2 separate regions of the Homo sapiens genome follow, and region 1 is linked to region 2. The links are chromatin contacts, found by Hi-C or POLR2A ChIA-PET in ENCODE. All regions are on one chromosome and are shown on one strand. The core of a region is the stretch at or near the end of the contact, and the rest is flanking DNA. Distances in the headings are between cores, read along the strand shown. Region 1 has its middle 57 kb from the start of PLCG2. Region 2 overlaps CMIP (c-Maf inducing protein).

Evidence for each region. A loop is a pair of places that touch in the nucleus more often than their neighbours do. ChIA-PET counts read pairs that join two places held with the same protein, here RNA polymerase II (POLR2A). Pooled maps may share reads with other maps.
Region 1: a map of mammary epithelial cell shows a loop between it and region 2 (5-fold over the local background). The contact joins two enhancer-like sites. A Hi-C loop is called at or near these places in 4 of 168 maps with a recorded cell type or tissue (Caco-2, HCT116, K562 and 1 more) and 10 of 50 pooled maps. POLR2A ChIA-PET finds 5 or more read pairs at or near these places in 4 of 52 experiments (SK-N-SH, WTC11 and activated T-cell).

What each region holds. Positions count from the first base shown.
Region 1 is chr16:81,720,102-81,723,822 of GRCh38, forward strand. No RefSeq gene overlaps it. Among named protein-coding and RNA genes, the nearest start is that of PLCG2, 57 kb to the right of the region's middle. Within about 2 kb of position 1,535, at least 2 of the 41 ENCODE cell types and tissues checked have a DNase peak (open chromatin) inside an H3K27ac peak, as active enhancers do.
Region 2 is chr16:81,579,483-81,582,750 of GRCh38, forward strand. All of the region lies in intron 1 of CMIP (c-Maf inducing protein), which reads left to right. Among named protein-coding and RNA genes, the nearest start is that of MIR6504, 30 kb to the right of the region's middle. RefSeq lists an enhancer at 2,698-3,268. Within about 2 kb of position 1,734, at least 14 of the 41 ENCODE cell types and tissues checked have a DNase peak (open chromatin) inside an H3K27ac peak, as active enhancers do.

The DNA of each region.
Region 1 (3,721 bases), core at 285-2,784, 140 kb after region 2:
TACAAGGCAGGCGCTTATATGACCCCTTATTGATGGGGAAGTGGAAGCCAGGAAAGTCTGGATCTCTTGGTCAAGGTCCCACAGTAAGCAGGGCACAGAGCCAAGGTTATAAGCCAGGCACTATAGGAAGATCCCTCCACTGTTGGTAAATGGATGGGTGTGGGTCTGGGACTTGGACCCTGTGGAGAAAATAGACAGATTCAAGGGAAGCTCAGGCTTAAAATAGCAGCACATGGTGGTTGGTACGGAGGGAGGGTGCACATGGAGTCAAGGGTGACTTTCAGTTTCCTTGGCTTATTTCCTAAGACAGGCTGCAAGGGCCTAGAATTAACACCTCTGCCCAGGCAGCAGCCCTCAACCAATGACAGATGGGAGGTGGTGTATCAATACCCCGGCTCCCTCACTCCTCATGGGAAGTGGAGAGTTCTGAGGCCCATGTTCTCCTCTGGCTCCCAGGGTCCCTCCCTGGGATTAATCTCCAGCTGCCCTCAGTGCTCACGGGCTTGTTAGGATTTCCTTCCCTTCTCCACCTCATTTTCCATTGTCCCATTGGTATTTCCTGGGACCAACTCTCAAATGAAAATCTTTATCTCAGTGTCTGCTTCTAGGGAAGTCCAGACTAAGACAGTGACTAACTATGTTAGAAGACAGAGGAATAGGTTGAAGGGGCAGCCCTTCCCAAGGCAGGCCAGGAAGACTCTACCAGGAAAACTGCACAGTCACCAGGTATACCTTCCTGGACCATCAGTGACAGAGGGGCCTCCTGGCCAACCTGGTAGGTGTCTGCCATTGGGAGCCTGAGAACCAGTTTGCATTGTTTTCAGAGATGGGGGTGGTTGCTGAAAGAAACTCTCATGCATCACTAAGGGAGGATAGATGGGTTCAACCACTTTGGAGAGCCAACCTACTAAAGTTAAACATATGCCTACCCTAGGACCCTGCAACTTCACTCCTGGATGTGCAGGAGAAGAGCTCAAGAGCACTGAGCTCATCCATCCACCAGAAGACGCAAATAAGAATGTTTATAGTGGCATTAGTTACAATAGCCAAAAAGTGGAAGCAACCCAAATGTCCACTGACAGGAGAATGAATAAACAAACTGTGGGAGAGCCAAACAGTGGAGCAATACCAATGTCTCCATTAACGGGAGAATGAAAACATAAACGGTGACATATTCATAAGATGGAATTCTACAAAACAGGAGAAAAAGAACCGACGACTGATATGCACAATGACATGAATTAATTGGGTAAGTATTATGTTGTGTGGCAGGAGCCAGAAACAAAGGATTTGCTGTATGATTCAATTTGTAGAAATTCGTGAATAGGCACAAATCACCTATGATGACAGAAGTCACAACACTGGTTATCTCTGTAAGGGGGATTATTATTGACTGGGAAGGGTGATACAATTAGGCTTTGTGTCCCCACCCAAATCGCATCTTGAATTGTAATCCCCAGGTGTTGAGGGAGAAACCTTGTGGAGGCGATTGGATCATGGGAACAGTTTTGCCCATGCTGTTCTTATGATAGTGAGTGAGTTCTCATGAGACTGATGGTTTTGTAACTGTTTGGAAGTTCCTCTTTCATTTATTCTTCTCTCTCCTGCCACCTTGTGAAGAAGGACGTGTTTGCTTCCCCTTCCGCCATGATTGTAAGTTTCCTGAGGCCTCCCCAGCCATGCAGAACTGTGAGTCAATTAAAGTTCCTTTGTTTATAAATTAGCCAATCTTGGCTAGTATCTTTATAGCAGTGTAAAAATGGACAAATACAAAGGGGAGGAGGGAACCTTCTGGGTTCCACATCTTGATCTGTGGCTACACAGACGTTTACACATTCACAAAACTCTACTCTTCAGATTTGTGTAAGTTACCATATATGTTGCACATCAAATCTTAAAAAGTGGCATCAAGTGGAAACACTCAAAATTTTGTCCATTTATGTTGCCTTTAAAAGCATAAGAAAAAATAAATAAAATTATAAAACAGGGGCCAGTCACGGTAGCTAATACCTGTAATCCCAGCACTTTGGGAGGCCGGGGCAGGTGGATCACCTGAGGTCAGGAGTTGGAGACCAGCCTGACCAACACAGAGAAACCTCGTCTCTACTAAAAATACAAAATTAGCCAGGTATGGTGGTGCATGCCTGTAATCCCAGCTACTTGGGAGGCTGAGACAGGACAATTGCTTGAATCCGTGAGGCAAAGGTTGCAGTGAGCCAAGATTGCCCCATTGCACTCCAGCCTGGGCAACAAGAGCAAAACTCTGTGTGAAAAAAAAAAAAAAAAATTAAAAGAGAAATTTTGTCCATCACAAATAAATAAATATATAAATGTGGTACACATAGACAATGGAATACTACTATTTGGTCATAAAAAGGAATGAAATACTGATACATTCTATGATTCAGATGAACTTCAAAAACCTCATGCTAGGTGAAATGAGCCAAACACAAAAGACCACATATTGTAGGATTCTGCATTTGGAATATCCAAAACGGGCAAATGTATAGGGATACAAAGCAGATTGGTGTTTGCCAGGGGTGGGAGGGAAGGAAGAATGGGCAGTGATTGCTTAGTGGTTGTGGGGTTTTCTTTTAGGATGAGGAAGATGTTTTGTAACTAGAGGTGGTGGTTGCACACATTGCGAATATTCTAAACATCACTGAAATAAAAACGTTAAATGGTTTATGTTTCATGTATTTCACCTCAATAAAAAAAGCAACATCAATAAAGATTGTTTGTTTTTGTTTTGAGATAGGGTCTTGCTCTGTTACTCAGGGTGCAGTGCAGTGGTTCGATCGTACCTCTTAGCTCACTGCAGCCTCCAGCTTCTGATCTCAAGAGATACTCCTGCCTCAGCCTCCTGAGCAGGTGGGACTCCAGGTGCACACCCCCATGCCTTGCTAATTTTTTATTTTTTATTTTTAAGAGACAAGAGCCTCACTTCATTGTCCAGGCTGGTCTCAAACTCCTGGCTTCAAGCAATCCTCCTGCCTCAGCCTCCCAAAGTACTGGGATTACAGGCGTGAGCCACTGTGCCAGGCAAGATTTTTCCTTTCAATGAAAAGATGGCTGCTCCTCCCCTCTGTTGTGTCTGGACTCAGGATGGGGAGTGGTGGCACCCTGACTTCTATCAAAGCAACACTCGTCCATCCTAGTGAAGCCTCTGGGTGAACATTGTGTCCCTTTCTTAAAACACTCTACTGCCATCTGCTGGAAAACTGTCACCATAAATATACAAACCTATGGTGTGAACAGACTCCCATAGATGTGGCACACTTGTGCAGTGCACAACCTGCACGTGTATACATGGTAGGATATTTGACTTTATTTTTTCAGTGTACTCTATCCACATGTAGACGAGGCCGTGAAAAATCTAGTGTTGCCTTTCCTTTCTGTCCCCACTCCAATGCTGATACTAACTAGAAATAGAAAATTGACTGAGTCTAGAGCTTTGCTACTCAAAATGTGATCCACGGATGCACAGCCTTCGTATGGTGGGAGAGTCTGCTAGAAATGCAGTCTCAGGATCCACCTGGACATGACGAATCAGAATCTGCATTTTAATTATTTTATTTTTTTTTTAAGATGGAGTCTCATTCTGTCACCCAGGCTGGAGTGTAGTAGTACAATGTTGGCTCACTGCAGCCTCCACCTCCCAGGTTCAAGTGATTCTCCTGCCTCAGCCTCCCAAGTAGCTGGGACTACAGGCACCTACCAC
Region 2 (3,268 bases), core at 484-2,983:
TCTTGAAGGAAACCAGCAGAACCCTGCCAGGCCCTTTCTTGGTTGTCTCACTGGGAAGAGGGAAAATGTGGACTTGGAGAGATTGTCCCTGAACCATAGCAGGTGTGGAAGAGGTAGAGGGGGCATGGCCCAGCCCTGCTCCCCCCTGAAGGCAACACCTCCCGCTGAGTGTCACCTGCCTTCTGTTTTAAGGGACTCTGGGCAAAGATTTCATGTAAAAAAAGAGTTCTGCCACTTAAAAAAAAATGGATCACGAGGTCAGGAGATCGAGACCATCCTGGCTAACATGGTGAAACCCCGTCTCTACTGAAAAATACAAAAAAATTAGCTGGGCGTGGTGGCGGACGCCTGTAGTCCCAGTTACTCGGGAGGCTGAGGCCGGAGAATGGCGTGAACCCGGGAGGCGGAGCTTGCAGTGAGCCGAGATCGCACCACTGCACTCCAGCCCGCCTGGGCGACAGTGCGAGACTCCGTCTCAAAAAAAGAAATTAAAAAAAAAATGATATGACAGGTTTAAAAAGTTTGAAGCTAGGATAACTGTGGCTCAACTTGTCTTTCTGAAGAACGGATATTTCCAGTAGAATGGAACCAGTGTCTTGGGGCTCCCAAGAGTTCATTCTCCCCTTAAGATGGAGGCAGGGGTTTCCTAACCTGCTTAGCTGCCTTGACACCCTCCCTCAGCTCCCATTCCTAATCTCCAGCTTTACAGCAGCTGTGATGTAGGGCCTTGAGGGCAGGGCCGTGATCAGACCCCTTTAGGGGACAGACAAGAATCAGAGAAGCGAGGTGCCCTATGTCTCCCGGCTCTGGAGCCTGTTTGTGACATGGTGAGCTACACGCTGGGCACTAAGCTAAGGTATTTTTGTCTTTCTAATTGAGATAAATTCACCTCATATGAAATTGCCCACTTAATTTATTTTGGGTTTGTTTTCTTTCTCTTTTCTTTCTTTTTTTAATTTTTTTATTTTTGAAATGGAGTCTCACTCTGTCACCCAGGCTGGAGTGCAGTGGCGTGATCTCGGCTCACTGCAACCTCTGCATCCTGGGTTCAAGCAATTCTTGTGCCTCAGCCTCCCAAGTAGCTGGGACTATATAGATGCCTGCCACCACACCCAGCTAATTTTTGCATTTTTAGTAGAGACAGGGTTTTGCCATGTTGGCCAGGCTGGTCTCGAACTCCTGACCTCAAGTGATCCACCCGTCTTCGCCTCCCAAACTGCTGGGATTACAGGCGTGAGCCACTGCTCCTGGTTGCAGTGAGCCGAAATCATGCCACTGCACTCCAGCCTGGGCAACAGAGCGAGACTCTGTCTCAAAAACAAACAAACAAGAGCATAGTTCAGCGGCCTTTAGCAAATTCGCGATGTTGTGTAACTGCCACTTCTATCTAATTCCGAAACCTCTTCTCCACCCCAGCACGAAATCTCGTGCCCATTAGCAGTCATTCCCCATTCCCCTCTCTTCCAGCCCCCTGACAGCCATCAATTTCTGTCTTTTTGGGCTTTCCTCTTCTGGACTTTTCATAGCAGTACAATCACACAGTACATGGTCTTTTTCCACTGGCTTCTTTCCCTCAGCGTCATGTTGTCAGGGTTCTTCCGTGTTGCAGCATGTGTCAGCACTGCCTTCCTTTTGATGGCAGAATGATACTCCATTGTCTGTATGTATCATTTTTCTTTCTTATCCATTCATCTGTTGATGGACGTTTGTGTTGTTTTCACCTTTTTGGCTGTCGTGAATAAGCGGCCGTGAGCATTCTTGTACAAGTGTAGTCATGCATTGTTTCACGATGGGGATACGTTCCGGGAAGCGCGTAGTTAGGTGATTTAGTCACTGAGCGAACATCCTGGAGTGTGCTCACAGAAGCCTCGATGGTGTAGCCTGCCTCACACCTGGGCTGTGAGGTGCGGCTTATTGTTCCTAGGCCACAAACCTGTACAACAGGTTACTCTACTGAATACTGGTGGCAGTTGTAACATAGTGGTAAGTATTTGTGTGTCTAAGCATATCTAAACATAGAAAAGGCACAGTAAAAATATGGAATCATAATCTTATGGAACCGCAGTCATAAATGTGGTCCATCGTGACCAGAACGTTGTTATGCAGTGCTTGGCTGTATTTGTTTGAGTCCATGTTTTCAGTTCTTTGGGGTATTCACCTAGAAGGGGAATAGCCGAGCTTGGCATTTTAGGAATAGTGCTATCCTTATTCCTCACCATAACACCCTGAGGTTGCTACAGAGGGAAAACCGAGGCACAGGGCAAGGGAACCACTTCCTCACGCAGACAGCTCTGGGGTGGCAGAGCTGGGGTTGGGACCCAGGGAGCCTGATCCCCAGAACCCTTTAGTCCCTGCTCTTTTCCTTCTCTGCAGAGGGGCCTTGTATTAATCAGTTCTTACCTTGCTCTAAAGAAATACCTGAGACTGGGTAATTTTAAGAAAGGAGGTTTAATGGGCTCACGGTTCTGCAGGCTGTGCAGAAAGCATGGCAGCATCAGCTTCTGGGGAGGCCTCAGGTGGAAGGCAAAGGAGGAGCCAGCACATCACATGGCTTGAGCAGGACGAAGAGAGCTGGCGGGGAGAGGTGCCACACACTTTAAACCACCAGATCTCATGAGAACTCACTATCACGCCAACAATACCAAGAGGGATGGTATTAAATCCTGAGAAACTGCCCCCATGATCCAATCACCTCCCACAGGCCCCTTCTCCAACATTGGGGATTATAATTGAACATGAGTCTGGGGTGGGGACACAGACCCAAACCATGTCAAGCCTCTTCCCCAAATGTTCAGCCCAGTGCCTCCAGGAACCCCTCCTTGGAATATTTTTTTTGCCAACTTGCCAGGGTGTCCCCAGTCTCCTTGAGCGTGACAGGGCCAAGGCAGTGCTTCTGAAAGCCACTTATCAGACTGAGCTTGAGAAGGGATGTGTGGGGACTGGGAAGGGTCCTCAAAGGCCTCCCCTAAAGGGTAGCAAGTGGTTTTTCATTGCTCCCTGGAGTCCAGTGGGCTGGGTTTTCAGTTGTAAGGACCTCTGAGCTTTGAGTCATCTGTGCACCTTGTTGATGGTAAACGGAGGAACACCCTGCTTATTCAGAGACCACTTTCCAGCAAACACTCCGAACCCAGCCCAGAATCCAGGTAGAGAAGTGTACCAAAGTCACGGTGGCTGCCACACTCTAACTCTTTGGTTGCATTCCCAGCAGGGCCTCGCTCCCATGCAGGGCACAGTCCTGACTAGTGTATTGCTTGGGTTTCCAAGACCA